2 separate regions of the Homo sapiens genome follow, and region 2 is linked to region 1. Evidence: chromatin loops called from intact Hi-C (ENCODE). Cell type or tissue: dorsolateral prefrontal cortex. All regions are shown on one strand.

Region 1 (8,000 bases):
TCCAAGGGCAGAAGGAAATGGATGTCCCAGTTTGAGCAAAGAGAAAAAATTTGTCCTGTCTCCACTTTTTTGTTCTACTGGGGCCCTCCACAGAATGGACGATGCCCATACCCATTGGTGAGGGTGATCTTCCTTACTCAGTTTACCAAATCAAAAGCCACTCTCTTTGGGAAACACCCTCAAAGACACACCCAGAATTAATGTTTTATGAGCTTCTTGGCATCCCTTAGATCACTCAAGTTGATACATGCAATTTACCATTACAGCCAGGTGTGGTGGCTCACACCTGTAGTCCCAGCACTTTGGGAGGCCAAGGCAGGAGGATTGCTGAAACCCAGGACGTTGAGGCTGCAATGAACCAGGATCGTGCCAAGGCACTCCAGCCTGAGTGACAGAGCAAGACTGTCTCCACCTCCAAAAAAATACTTAACCATTACAGACATTGACATGGCAGAATATTCTAGGTGGGATTGTTAAAAGTTATACTCTGGAAGATTAAATTTGGGTAGAAAGGTGGTTGAGGAAAGAAAGTGAGCCATGCAAATATCTGGAATACAAGTATTCCAAACAGAAAGTAAAAGCCCTGATATAGGAAGGGTTTTGGGGTGTAGAGGAATTTGAAGGCAAGGGTTGTTGGAGTGCAGTGAGTGAGTTGAAGTATGATAGGAAATTAAGTCAGAGTGGTTGTCAGAATCTCATGACTTAGAAGCCATGATAAGGATTTCAAATTTTATTCTAAGTATAATGGGAAGGCATTGGAAGGTTGAGGGTAGGAACATGATATAATGTATCTTTTAGAAAGATCACAGACAACTGTGTGGAGGCCAAATTATAGAGAGTAAAAATATCATAGAAGCAAGTAGTATGAGGAGTACTGAGAGACTATTGCAGTAGCACAGAAAAATGATGGTACTGGCTTTGCTTATGGTGATAGCCACGGAGATGATAAGTTGTTGAATTTTAAATATGTTTTGATTAGGAACTGACAGTTTTGCTGTTGATTTGGATTTGGGGTGTGAGAGAAGGAGAGCAGTCAACGATGACTCTCAGGTTGTTTTTTTTTTTTCTGAGCAACTGAGTAGATGATTGTTCATTTACTTAGATGGTGGCCACTATGGGAAGAAATCAATTGGTGCCATAAGTAAGCATTGAACTATTGCCAATGGTTCATCTGTGGCATGATTATGTTTTCAGATCTCTCCTGATCCAGTTATGGCTCTACTTTTGCTTATTAGTGCTCCACCATTTAGTTGGGGTCAAAACAAGTACAAAACAAGAATCTGACATGCCAGAGTGCCAAAAGAGAGAGAGAAAAAAGGAGAACTGGAAAGCATAAGATTGTAGGATTGAGAAGCAATGATTATGGTGTTTGTCTTTTTTTTTTTCTGGAATAGTTGCAACAAAGCATACGAGATGTTCTGCCCTTCTATAAGGAATGTAGAAAATATAATACAAGGGTTCTTTTAAATTCTATAATGTTCCCCATTTTTATTGATATTTTCCTAAAATGAAATAGAAATGAATAATGCAAATAACTTTTCTGATTGCAATTTTCATTTCTATTCCTCAAAATACAGTGCTTCACCCACAGCTGTATAATATTCATTGGCAAAATAAACAAATATAAGAAAATTTTCTGATTACCCTCTTCTCCTCACAGCATTTCCCTGATGTCTTTGGTAAAGGACTGCTTTATCTATGGCTTCATGTATGTTTGTGAGAAGGAATGTTGGTTGCAAGTATTTGAAAGTTGTGTGTTTACATTTAAATTTCCTTCGAAATTTCAGTCACACTACTTATGCTAGTTTATCTCAAAAAATACTCATAAGGTCACAGATATTGCCTCAGCTAAGATCCTCTGAGAATTTGAAGCCTCACTGGGTCTCAATGCCAAGAGAGTAATATTTGAATAGTTGATGTTGACTAATTCTACTACCTACCATACCATCTTTCATCCAACCAGCAACAAATTCCTAAAAAATACATTCTTTGCCAGTTCTGCCAAGATAAATATGCTTTTGCCTTAGGAAAGTTTTGCCAAAAGCAGGACATGTTGGTGAGAAGCCCTTATCAAAATCATCATCCCATTATTATAATCATTATCATCATCACATTATCATTGTCATCATGTCATTATCTTGGGGTGGGAGGCAAGAAAAGCTTGTGATAAGATGATACATTTCTTAGACACACAGAGTATTTCTACTCTGTTTTCCACACGTCTCATAGACTCTGTGCCTTGAGATCTTTTAATATGCATGTTCAGAGACTTGTGGTTATAATAAAGCGAAACTTAATTGATGTGCTGCAGTAATATGTAGCTCCAACTAACTCTTATAAAGTGACAGCCCATCTACAGAGAAAAATTCCAATCCTTAATTATTATTAATATAGCTATCTACGTGATTTAGCTCTGAAGCCATTTCAATGGGCATTGCATTTTCAATATAGGTCAATTAATTTCGTATTAGTTGCTGTTATTATGTTGCCCCAATTGACCTATTTCATATTTGCAAGGCTCCACTGTAGAGGAGAAAAAGACAACAGAGCAAACCTTTCCTTTTAAGCTGCTGTAATGTCCCATCTTTCTGGAATTGCATTCAGAGTAAGGATTTTGCATGAAAGGGTTTCAGGAAGTTACAAAACTCCTTTACATGGCCTGTTGGATCTGTGTACAATTTCTAGCACTACCCAGAATAAATACCAGGAGACTGGTGTGGTTTATAGAAGAGTTTATAGAGAAAAAAAATCCACCCACCAGCTCCCAAGCTGAGGATTACAACCAGGTCCCTGCTGCCAAGTTCTGTGTTTAGGTAAAGCATGAGAAAATCTGCCATTTTTTTTTAAATCACAAAAGGGTTTCTATAGATGGAGCGGTAAGAAGCTGACAGCTTTTTATGCATAAAAGGCAGCTGTTCCTTCTCAGGTAATATTATTAATAAACCCTAAGGTAATGTTTGCTCTGAAATATGTCTAATTGAAATAATTTACTCTGACCCTTGGAGGATTATGAAACTGTTTTCATCATGTTCACACACAGCAAAATAATTATGAGATGCCATATGGAAAAGCCATCATGTGGTAGATGTCTTTCTGAATCTATATTTTTGAAATGTTTCTCACAGATAAATCATATAGCTAATTTACAAAGTAGAGGTGAGCAGTCCCTTTTCCATGTGGAGATCTGATGTGAAATGTTTGCAGACCCAGAATATTAACAGGGGCGTTGACATCAGTAATTACTATAGTTACGAGACATTTTTCACAAAGTATTATGAGAGCAATACTTAGTTATACAGGGAGAAAAAAGCATGGGACTTTTTACATCGTGTATGAAATATGTAGGTACCGACAGTCTCAGAAAACAGTGTGGGCACATTGGTGACTGAGGTGCTTTTTGCCTGTAGCATAAAATCTGTCTGGAAAGTTCCAGCAATTTCCACTGAGATAGCACATTTGGCAAGATGAGGCTGAGTGTGGTATGTAAGGACTTTCGGGAAAACTTGTCAGCTTTCACAGGGAAAGGTCCAAGTGTTTATGGGAACTATGAAGTGGTGTTGGGTGGCTCTCAAAGGGATCTGTGGGGTCACTGGGGACAGACGTTTGAAAGCTTTTTGATGGAAGCTCTTCTGAACTTATCAAAATGGTTAAAAGTCTGGCAGTGAGTCTCATGAGAGCAGACTTTCTTGTGAAATTTCTGGTATGGTACTTTCCTGCCGGGGTGAGAACATCTTAGGAGGACAGACTTTCTCATCATATTTTAATTCTTGGGATCTGTGTCCCTGCTAAACCCAGGAAATGGAGAATCACAGGAAACGGCATTACTTTTCAACCTCTGGGAAGTTAAGATCAGATTTCTCTAGATTTTCAACTGTTTAAGTAAATCAGCTTGCCTAACTTCCTGGCCATCCCCCCTCCCACCAACATAAAAAAGGTGGGGCACAAGAAAAAAAGGGAAAGACAAAAAAGAGGATTTTTGAAAAGTGTAATTTACTTTTCCATAAGTTCCCAGTTTCTACAGACTTCCATCAAACAAGAAAATCAACAAGGTAGTAAATTATAGCTTGTTAACCCTGTTGTACTTAAAACAGGGTTAACCCTGCCTGCTTTTTCTTACCGCTCCCTCAGGGGTATCAGAAGCCTCTTTGACCCTTTGTGTTGTCAGTTATGTGAGGGATCTCCAGCTGCCCATTATTGGATTTCAGAGAACTTGGTCACAGTTGCAACAAATGAGCATTTTCTTCTTCTAACAGCTCTTTTGAGGCAGACACTGGGATGTGGATCATGAGTCCGGTCAGTCAGTGTCATCTCACAATTAGCTAATAGTTGGCACATGGAAAGCCTAGTTCCAATCCCCATGGGTCCTTGCGGGAGCCTCCCATTTGTTTACAGCCTCATTTTACTTCCATTCTCAGCATTCAGTTATCCTTAAACTTTCAAAGAAAAACAAATTTACATAAAAGCTCATGTATGTGTATATGATCTACAAATATTTACAAGGTTACTTTAGAAATGCATGACAGAAATTTTTTCAGTTTTCCAAAATTGCAGTCTACCTTCCAAAACAGAACATGGGATTTAAAAAAGAAATAGTGAAATGCAAAACTGGAAACCTGACAAAACTATGAAACTGCTGCTATTTTCTAATATATTTCAGGTCAAATCCTTGTACTTCCCATTTTTAAACAACTGCCAAATCTTCATTTTTGTATCTACTAGACATCTGTGCTATTGGTTAGCACTATTTCTAGCTATTGTCTGTCCTAAAATAAAGGTAACATATTTTCTGTGATTTATAGTCTATCATTATCATAGTGCAGCCTCTGAATGCATGAACTAGAGATTTATTGCACACTCATGTCTTATACCAGACTCATGTAATAGAGGAAAGGTAAAATGTCTTGGCTTGTTGAGGGCTCCCTTCTTCAAGTAGTTGTCTTTTTGGTGAGGGGTGTGCAGCTTGATTAAACTACGTCACGAAGGTCATTGACCAAACGTTGTCTTTAATAGTTTCCCATAACGTGTATTCCTCATAGGGAGCTTTTCTCAGCTCAGGTTATTTCCACCAATGTTCTCAAACCAAAAGAATGGTCTTTGCAGTAAACCGACAAATTCCCACATTTCATCCTTTATCTCACACGTAAGTGATGACAGCATTTATATTTCTTCTGCTGTCTGGGCCAAGAACAACTGGATTAATGAGCCTATCTCTTTTTCATAAGTGCATTATACTCTCTCTTTGACCTTCTAAGCATGGGAATTTTTGATTTTATAAGACTGATTAAAGAGGAGAATTCCCCATCCCCATGCCACTGTTCTTCTCTTCACATTTCCCCCCCTAAATGGCCAGCCATCAACGAGGATGTATTCAGTAAATATACACACAGACATATACACTCTATGCACACTTTCACATCAACTGGAATGTAGTGTCTATAGCAAAGGTATAAAGCAAAATTTGCTGTAGGATTGCTTTCTTATGTTATAGCACACTCCACAACACTTTTTGAAAGACACTATCACAAAAAGATAAACTGCACAAGTATTTCAAGAAATATATTAGCTAACACTAAATGTATAAAATTTAGGAAAGATAATCTGACACCCAATTTCCTTTTCAGAAATATATTGGTGATATTTTCATGTGTTCTTACCCATTATTGTTTATTAATATTGTAGTTCCTGAATCCTGATTATATTTTTATATGTGAATGGCTGATAACTATGTAGGAACAGAAACATGAGAATATGGCTAAATTCACAAAGCCAGAAGCAAACTACTGCTTCTTTCATATCCTTCATTCAGGCACCGCACTGCTTATAAATTTTTATTTTGGACTCAAGAATCTCATTATGAGGTCAGTATTTTCCTCCTATTTTTATTCCAGTGAAATTTAGCTGATGCTAAGGCAATGAATTGATTATGTCCTAAAAGAGAATGTTGCCAGAGGGCAGTTTCTCAAGACATTGCTAAGTGCACTTGGCTGTTGAGTAATTAGGCTTCCTGTTCTCAGAGCATCAGAACAAGCAAATGAGAGTTGCCTTAAGGTTTCCTTGTTTAGAACATCACTTATTTTGGCCATTTCAGAATCAGGTAAAATCCTTTCTGGTAAAACTTAAACAGTCAGGCAAATTCGTTTATTCTATTAGAGTATCATTTAAATGAAAATATCCCTAGAAATTTCATTTTTCCTCATTTTTTCTCCATTTGACAAGAACAGAAAAAGGAGCTGGTATCTAACCACTCATAAGTTAATTGCAAATGAAAAAGAGGACTTGGAACTGAAGTATCAAGAAGGAGGCTGGGTCTTTTCCCAAATCCCTAGTTTTACTAAGAATCTGTCAAATAGGGAAATCCCATTTTGCTATCCTACAGGGATCTCATAATGAACACATATAAAGAGGAATTTTAAAATTCTTGTCTCCAAACTGTTTCTTCCTTTATCTAGTGCATTTCAATAAATTATGCCATGATCTATGAAGTTGCTTAAAATAAAAAAAAAAACAAGTACTCTCCTTGATTCCTCCCTTTCTTCAACACCTACAATATATATAGCACGTCCTCTGCTCTGTTTAAATCTCTTGGTACCTACTGCTAACACCCTAGCACCTCAGTTTAAATCACCATTATCTTTCACCTAAACTACTGAAATAACTGTGATCAGTCAGAGTCAAATGAGAAAACAGAGTCAATGCTTGGGAGTATGTAAGAAGCCTAAAATATATGACAAAGGAATTAGAAGGCTGAAAAGCCAACCAAGGATGGTGTGCCAACCCACACAAGTGTTGCCATTCCTGCACCTGGAGGGCAGAGGGAGAATATGATATTACCAGGATATTACCAGAGCGTAGGAACCAGGGCCAGTCAGCTGGAGGTGAAACCACAGTGAGAGGGGCTGTTTAGATCCCTGATTAGAATTAGAACCATGAGGAGATGAGGCCATTACTAGAGATTCTACCAGAAGCAGTGGGAGGGTTGGAATTGGGGGCTTAATTTATCCCTTCCTGCAGCCTAAACTCATAATTAGGGCTTCCCATTTACCCCACCTAGCTAGAAAGCAGTTGATAAAAAACCTTGAACATGTTTGTAAAAGCCAATTTCTGGCAAGCAGAATAAGCATGGGAAATGAATCTGTGAGCAGTAAGGAAGTAGGAAGTAAGGAAGTAGCACAGTCCACCCCTTTTTCTGTGCGGCATGCATTTTTGCTAACTATACATCATTTATTCCCATGAAACAATGACTTCATTCTTCTACCTAATAAAATGCAACCCAAAACACAAATGAAGATGCTGTCACACCTCTCCACAAAAGGGACACAAAAAGTCTCATCTTCACTTTTCATTCTCAAAGTTGAAGGTGGTCAAGTGATACAATGTCCTCTTCATCAGGTCTTGATGCAGTTTCTCAGAGTGCAGTGATTTGTGAGTCACTATGAAAATCTATGCATCATGAACACTCCCTCATAGATCATATGAATAGAGAAAGAGGAAAGGGCAAAATAGAAATAATTTGTTAATATATACATAACAAAAGCAGGCAGAGCTAGCATCACCCTCATCATTGTCTCTAATCATGAGTGTGCTGCCTTCCTTCATTCTTTTATGTTCCTCTTGCCCTCAACCAGAACCTCAATTGGTCAGGGTTATTTATCTGGCTGGTGAACCAAGACTTCCTTCCTGAAGGGTTGGAACCCTTAGTGATTTTGGCTTTACTGGATAGTTGCCTTTTGATTTTTACTACTAAGCTTGAAAGTATTAAGGGAAGATGAGAGTAAATCCCATCATGTTTCAGCAAAACAATTTTCAGTTGTTAGGATCAATCCCCACAACCCCTTTCTTTGGCTGATGGTTCAATGGCAGGAGAAGCCCAAAGTATATCAAGGTGGGGGTTTCAATTATATTTCAAAGGGACAATTCTTGTGTTATTAATGTAAGTATTTCTTTTTTGGGAACTAAGATCTCTAAATCTGCTGAGTATGAAGTTATAAAGACAGCAAAAA
Region 2 (8,000 bases), 130 kb after region 1:
CTCCCTTCAGGGCTCATTCCTATCTTATAAGGATTATTTTTAGGGCATTCCAATGTAATGTTTCAAATTTATATTCTAGACTCCTTGTTCTTCTCTTTCAGATAAAGGAGAGTTCCAAGAACAATTATGGAAGTCTTTTTTACTTAAATATTAAAACAATAGAAAAAGAATTAGATGTGAAATATTCAGGACAATTTCTTGGAGTTCTGAATGAATCCTCCTAACATTCACAGTGTTTACATAATTTGTGTATGACTAGAATAATGGAAGCTATAGAGAATATCACATTTTAATCAATTTTTGGAATTATTTTGAATAGCAATTTAACTTTAGAACTAATAAAAATTCAGCCCATAAATGTTCAGTAGCCAAAATATACTACCTAATCATTTGCTTTTTATGGAGGTAGGGGTGGGAATGGTAAAATTATTATTTCCTTTAAATATCTTTGTCAATTTCTTTTAATCTTTGGATTTATGGCTAGCTTTTTACAGTGAATCTAGTTTTCAAAGAATTACTTATTCCTGAAAAACTTTATAAAGGCATCCAACATGATTCATTTTCATAGTATTTATACCAAACGTGTAAATCAAGTACCAATGATAGTAGCATCTTTGTAGTTCTTCTTAAATATGGATGAAAGATGAGTTTTCTTCCAAGGTACAAAACATCATTATGGGCTCAGGTGGTTAAAATCAACATGAAAAATACATGCTGCATTTTCTTCCCTTAAATGCGATAATGTAATCAGATTTCAAGTCATCCTACCTACCTCACTTACAGCTTTATGGAGATTAATTAGTTTTTAGATCCGCGTCACATGATCTTTTCTGACTGTCATTTAGCTGGCTGACTAGACCTGTAAGCTGTCTCCTGCCCCAAAGGAGAGATTAAATTTTAGTATTGTTTGTCTTCATTCTTTGATTTAAAGGTGGATTTTTAAAGTTATAGTTTAATTGTATTTTGCTTTAATTAGAAATATATTGTAAACTTATTTGTTAGGAAGGTAAATATTTAAATAAATAAGTAAAATGAGGTGTTTCCCCTAGTTTGCTAAAAAGACTGTTACTATACTGACACCTACAAGCTAATTTTTAAAATTATTTATGATATAGATGCTACATTCATTAAAATGAATTTCCTACAATAAAGCTTTATTGCAGAGGAGTTTACACAGGTGCCCCAAGTTAAGATCACTGGTAATTGGTGGTTCAAGGACAAGTTTTCAAGATCAAAATGAATGTGGAATTAAAAAAGATCTGGAAATTTACTAACAAATAAAAAAGGGTTTAATTTGTTTCAGTGGCATGATTTCTGTTAAAAAAACATAAAAACACAGAAACAAAAGACAATAAAAAACAATTATGAAATTGCTGATTCTTAATAACATATTTTCTATAATAACTGTTACCATTTATTTCTCTGACTGAGAATTGCTGACTGAGCTAAGGATTAAAACTGAAAAACCACAGCGTTAGTGTTTATGTTAATCTATTTGGCTATAGATTCTCAATCGGGAGAAAAACAAAAGAAGAAAACATTGATAAACTACTTCAATCTGCTTTACAATATGTGATTAAAGAAAGAAAAGAAACCTTGTCTGCTACAGTTGTTCAAACACTGATATTTCTAGCTGGGGTCCTAATTAAGGTGTAATGAGAGATTTGAAGTGCACTAAATTCCCTTCATTCACGTCACTAAACCAGTGAACCACAACTACACGTAGAATTTCAGGGAGACATAGGACCCAGTGAATTAGTTATCATATAACTCCTGAGCAGTTGGTTCAGAGCTGGAGCCACTGGGGCATAGATCCACAGTGAACGTGTGACTGCTTGGCTGCTATTTGACTGCAGCTTTCCGTTCATGGATACTTAACAATAAACAGTCACTCCACTTAGGAGAGAACTTGATTCCACAAACACGTGGAATTTCCTGGCTCTTGAATGAAGACGCCACAGGATTTTCACTGCTCAGGTGTTACTGGATGCAATGCTGATTCAGGAACCGAAATAGATTATCTGTTTCCCTTGCCTGTGTAGTTGGATCATTGCCCTTGGCAGTAACCCCAGACTCCTGCAAATGATGAAGACGTCCCTCTATGCCTATGTAGAAAATAGGGCCAACATAGATGCCATTAGAGAGGCTCAACTGAGCTTATGCTGGGAAAATTGTGGCATCCATACCTTGCATAAGGAGGGAATGTTGAGAACACCAGAATAGGTTGAAGCCCATTCCCTTGAATGGGAATCACTGGGTTGTTCAAAATCTCACTGATACAGTATTCCCTGGCTCTTTTTCCTTCCAACACACTGTTCATCAACTGGTGCTTCCTGGCTGACTTTGGCAATGAGAAAGTAATCACTTGACTCTCTGCCTACCTTCAAAGGTTTTTTAATAATTAGTGCAGAGATAAATTATATGAAAGAATTCAATACTCATCCTTGAGCATTTGTATAAATCATAGATTTGGTAAGCTTTATATTCATTTTCTTTATAATGACCTTTGGAGAATAAACTCCATTTCAAATTCTCAATTTGTAACGAACAAAAACCCAAGGCATGAGATGAGTAACAGGATAACCAAAATCTTCTATATGGATCCCATCAGTCTCTTGGTTTCTCTTGGGAAATGTGTCACTTATGTTTGGGGTTCATTGCCAGAAAGCATCAATTCCATACCCCATGGCATTCTTTTAGTCTTGTGCAGAGATTTTGTGCATACCATTACCCTATGTTTAGTTAAGAATGATAGAAAAAAATTTCTCTCATTCCAAGGTAAATAATACACTTCTAATTGGTTTTACAACTTTAGAGTTATAACTGCATAATTAGGTTCTTTATTGGCATTTGGGAGTTGCCCCTCTTTACATCCACAAAACAAGCCAATTCCAGTGCTGGGCGGGGGTAGACGGTAAGCACCCTCCCCTCATACACAGAAATTATCATAAATAAACAAATGCCTGAATATATCCATTTCTGTCACCAGCAGGCAGCATTCCAAGCCAGGCATGTTGATCCTGGGTTTCTGTTCCATTGATAAAAGGGAATATGCCATTTTTGTTCCAGCCCAGGGCTGTCCAATGTGCCCTTGTAAGGCAAGTTTCCATGTTAAGTGAATAAGGATCATTGTTTCCTTTATAATGAGCCTCCCCCTCCTTTGGCTCTCAGTGAAAGGCTGCCACCACACTGGCTAAGAAATAGTTCTGTTTAACCGCCAAGTGTCTGCTGAACACAGTGCGGTAATGGGAATGATTTTCTTATCCATCATTACATGACTGGCACGTGAATAATTTTGCCCACCAGGTCATCATGTCACATCAGCCATGGCAACTTGGCTCAGTCAAATGTAAAAACTATATTACTCCCACAAAATGATCATTTTCATAAGGAAAGTAAAGAACATTCTTTGTTTCTACTCCCCTCCCTTTCTATATATTGAAGATACTCATTTCAAAGATACCCTGGTTAAGAAAAGCCAACAAAGTACATTGACTAAATTCATATTATAATTTAGAATACATATGTTTTCAAGTGGTACATCTGTTTTGTACCTGTTTCTGGCTGGCATAGCCAAACTAAGGATCTAGACATTAATAATAGATCAGTTCACTAATATTTATTGCTCCAAATCCAATCTATATTAGCATGTCAGCCCTGTATCAAAGCAGAAGACAGCAGTATTTATGATTATTAGTACAATATTGAATCATCCTGAACCAATTACTGATCCAATTACTGTGTCATTATTATCTTCTGAATAGGGCTTGATTTGTCTGTGATAAATATGATGCAATTAAACCACCTTTTTACATAATAAAACACTGCAGGTGTTTATTCTTAAGAGTTCACAGATACTAACAACCAATAGATTTAATTAAAAAAAATCCTTGATAAAATGTGAATTTCATTAAATTATTCTAACTTTAATATATATTTAAAGTGTATCTTATTGAGTGATACAATTGTATAATCTTTTGTCTGGCTATTGTTTAGAAACTATACTGTCAAACCAAACAAAAATTAACAGGGTCGTTTAATATTCTGATTTAAAATGTCATTTGTTCAAAGCATACAAACATTAACTGAATTACAAAAAATAAGTTTCTGAAAGTAGGTACATTACAAAAAGACTGATAATTACAAAAATTATATGTATACAATTTTAAAATATTTTTGTCACTACATATTTTAAGAGCCCATATTATTTGAATAATCCATGCTTCAAGCAATCTGAGCGTTAATAACTCTAAAAATTATCATAAAAACAAAAATAACAGAGAGCAATGTTTAGTTAGTATTGTGTTTAACTTTAAAGATAACCCAGGAAATTGCTTTAGTTCTTGATGTATGTCTTCTCTTTACCTCCTCCACCCCCAAATTTAAAATCAACATTATAATTAAAGGACTGGAAAGGAATAATAAGTATCAGTTTTATACTTTTTATTTTACAAAAAATATCTTGAATATTGTAATAATCAATCTGTTTGATTATATTTTAAAGCCCCAAAATTCAAGTTAAATTGGAGATTTTTTAAAGAGATAAACAACATTGACTAGTCAGCTTTCTGAGACATTAACATAAATACAAAGAAATTTCATGATTTTATAAAAATGTTTTATTAAAAATAGATTCCTAAACAAACTGACTTTAACAGTTTCAATTTATTGTCACATGGAACTATTATAATATTTCTATTCTGCGTTTTTATTGATATCTTTTAGGGAAAATAAATTTGATGTAAATCTTAATCTACCACTCAGGCTAGTATTTGTTTAACTAATTTCACTCAGCATTGAAACAGTGGTTGGACACCAACACCTTTCATAATGTTTTTTGTAGGTGTGGCTATATAACACCTATCAGCATTCACTGACAATTATTGCAGTCGGCCAAGGATTTCAAAGTGGTTGATAACATATAGCATTTATCACACACCTTGCTGTTGGCCTGTGCAGGTAATTAAGGAAAGTTTGTTTTGCTTTAAGGCTGTAACTGTAAATACAAATTACAGTTTTTATCTGTTTTCATTCTCTCTCTCTCTTCTTTTTCTCTCTCCTCCTCTCTTATTTTCTCTCTTTCTTTCTCCTTTCTCTCTCCCTCTCTCCCTTTTCAATGAGTTCTGAATAGGAAGGACTGTCTTTTTCTTTTCTTTCTTTCTTTTATTATTATTATTATTTTTTTTGAGACGGAGTTTTGCTCTTGTTGCTCAGGCTGGAGTACAACGGCATGATCTCGGCTTACCACAACCTCTGCCTCCCGGTTTCAAGTGATTCTCCTTCCTCAGCCTCCCCAGTAGCTGAGATTACAGGCATGCACCACCATGCCTGGCTAATTTTTTATATTTTTAGTAGAGATGGGATTTCTCCATTTTGGTCAGGCTGGTCTCAAACTCCCGACCTCAGGTGATCTGCCTGCCTCGGCCTCCCAAAATGCTGAGATACAGGCATGAACCACCATGCCCTGCTGGACTTTCCATTTTTATTGCCAGCATTTCAAAAATTATAGATGTGTTCCTGTAGAAATCAATTGATAATTCTGAACACGTACCAACGTGCAATTTTCTTCATATTTTTAAAAGGCAAGAATAAACTCAAATCCATTCCAAGTAGATTAAGGAAAATGTACTCTGTTTTTTCATCCATGTTGTATACAGCAGGGGTGAGGGGAGGAGGCTATTGTGCTTCATGTAAAGGAGTAGTAAAGATGAAAATGAACATTTTCATTGGTGCAGACTAAAATTTACTCTCTTAACCACAGAAATTCAATATAAATTCAGAGTTTGTGAAAAATTGAAAATGGGTACTAGATTCCAGACAATATTTAATTTAAACTAAGTGTTAAAATAAAAGCAATAACACTGAGAATAAATTAATAAACTACAATTAATTATATTTACCATAAGTGGTTTGGGTTTGAAACACCTACTCTCTACACCGATAAAATAAAACCTGCATCCTGCAGCAGCTAAAGTAAGTTAAATGAAGATGCTTTTAACAAGGTTATTACTTAAGCAATGACAGGTTTACAGATTTTAGCACCACTGGGTTTTCACAGGAGCCACAGCAAGTGCTAAAATAACACACACCTTCAGGTTCATTAAATTCACCAGTGTGATGGAATAACTGATATTTTGCTATATTACTGTAGTCCTTCAAAGAACCATCTATAAATAAGAGACACTAATAACAACTGTTTGTGCTGGTAAAACAATGAAATAATTCTTCTGAGTTTATCTGCAAGGGAAAAATTGTGTTTAAGCAAAACCATTCACATAGTTAGCTCTTGTCATTTGGATTTCTTTGGAGTCACATATTTATTTATTTACTTAAAATAGGTGCATTCTGTAAAGGGTTTTGCCATGAGGCTGCACTCAGAAGGAAACTTGTAAAAAGGTGGTGTATATTAAAAGGAAATAAACTGAATCTCACCCCCAAATATTTACTTTATTGTCTGATGTTTACTAGGATATTTATGGAGGCTGTTTTATTTAAAGAACTTATAAAATTCTAATAACTGACAGAAACAGCAGCATCTCTGATAAATCCTTTACTGTAGTCTGCTGTGAGATGAGCCAAAAGCATAAATAGTGGGTTTCTAATAAATCAATGGAGTCTGGCCTTTGGAGACCTGGAAGACATATGGACAGTAATAGAGTATCTCAGGTTGTCTCATGAGTGATTCCATCTGGATGAAGTCTTGGTGTTATTCACAGCCTACTTCTCCCCTAAAACACCTTCAATCTTATCCACAGCCTCCATCTCAAATGTCAGACCACCTGGGATATGCAGCTGTCAGGCTGAAAGGGGAGCTGCCTGGGACTGGCCCCAGCCTGCTCATCAAGGAGACGCTGTCACTAGCCAGCAGGCAATGCTAGGTGCACAGGGGTGACAGCACTACCAAAAGCCAGGACATGCGCCAGGCTCTGGATCTAAGATTTTAAGGAAAATATAAAGAACTTAGCTGGAACTATGAATATCTCCACAATAGACCTGCCTCTGATGTGATATTCTCCTTCAAGATATTTACATTTTTCTTGTCAATATTCATGCACACATCTACGTATTTTGATTATTAATAAGTAAAAAGTGTACAACATTCCTTACACAAGAATATTTCTATATACTTCATAGCATTCTCATGTTTTTTGACATATGTTCTCTTACATTGGTGTTTATATTTTCTATTATTAAACAAATTTAGCTTGATCAGTACAAGTCCTCTGAGAGAAACATTTCTTTGTTATAACTGAGCTTGTTGGTTTCTTTTCTCTTCTCTTCTGCCTCCTGACCTCCTTCCAAGTGTGCTGATGTTTGTGGCGCACACTGAAGATAGCAGCACCCTCTTATAAATAGATAGCAGCACCCTATTATAGAGAGTCATTTTAGTCTGACAGATGAATAATAAGAATCCAGTACATTTCATATTTACTGTTCTCGTCTTCCTTTTTTTTTTTTTTTTTTTTTTTTTTGAGATGGAGTATCACTCTGTTGCCCAGGCTGGAATGCAGTGGTGTGATCTCGGCTCACTGCAGTCTCTGCCCCCCAGGTTCCAGTGATTCTCCTGCCTCAGCCTCCTGGGTAGCTTGGATTACAGGTGCCCGCCATCACGCCCAGCTTATTTTTGTATTTTTAGTAGAGACGGGTTTTCACCATGTTGGCCCGGCTGGTCTCGAACTTCTGACCTCAGGTGATCTGCCTGCCTTGGCCCCCCAAAGTGCCAGGATTACAGGCGTGAGCCACTGCACCTGACCTCTCTTCTTCATTTTTGTAAACCCCCATTAAAAATTAACAGACACAAAATTTGGGATTGAATTATATTTCTGTAATTTTGAATTATTTCCTAGAAATACAGAAGGTCTCGGCCGGACGGGGTGGCTCATGCCTGTAATCCCAGCACTTTGGGAGGCCAAGGCAGGCTGATCATGAGGTCAGGAGATTGAGACCATCATAGCTAACACGGTGAAACTCCATCTCTACTAAAAATACAAAAGTTAGCT

What was found. Peaks named below come from ENCODE experiments on the same cell type or tissue, not always from the same donor. Only the 100,000 strongest peaks of a DNase experiment are listed, where the experiment ranks them.
Region 2: it touches region 1 in a loop (5-fold over the local background); 4 of 110 quality-filtered maps call a loop at or near these places.

What each region holds. Positions count from the first base shown.
Region 1 is chr2:145,062,741-145,070,740 of GRCh38, forward strand. All of the region lies in intron 3 of TEX41 (testis expressed 41), which reads left to right. The region is part of intron 3 of LOC100505498 (a long non-coding RNA gene); the gene reads left to right. Among named protein-coding and RNA genes, the nearest start is that of LINC01966, 180 kb to the left of the region's middle. In dorsolateral prefrontal cortex, no CTCF peak of the experiment used is centred here; a DNase peak (open chromatin) is centred at 4,311; H3K4me3 peaks cover 1,187 bases; H3K27ac peaks cover 6,198 bases.
Region 2 is chr2:145,197,336-145,205,335 of GRCh38, forward strand. All of the region lies in intron 6 of LOC100505498 (a long non-coding RNA gene), which reads left to right. Among named protein-coding and RNA genes, the nearest start is that of LINC01966, 320 kb to the left of the region's middle. In dorsolateral prefrontal cortex, a CTCF peak has its summit at 3,133; a DNase peak (open chromatin) is centred at 3,099; H3K4me3 peaks cover 1,639 bases.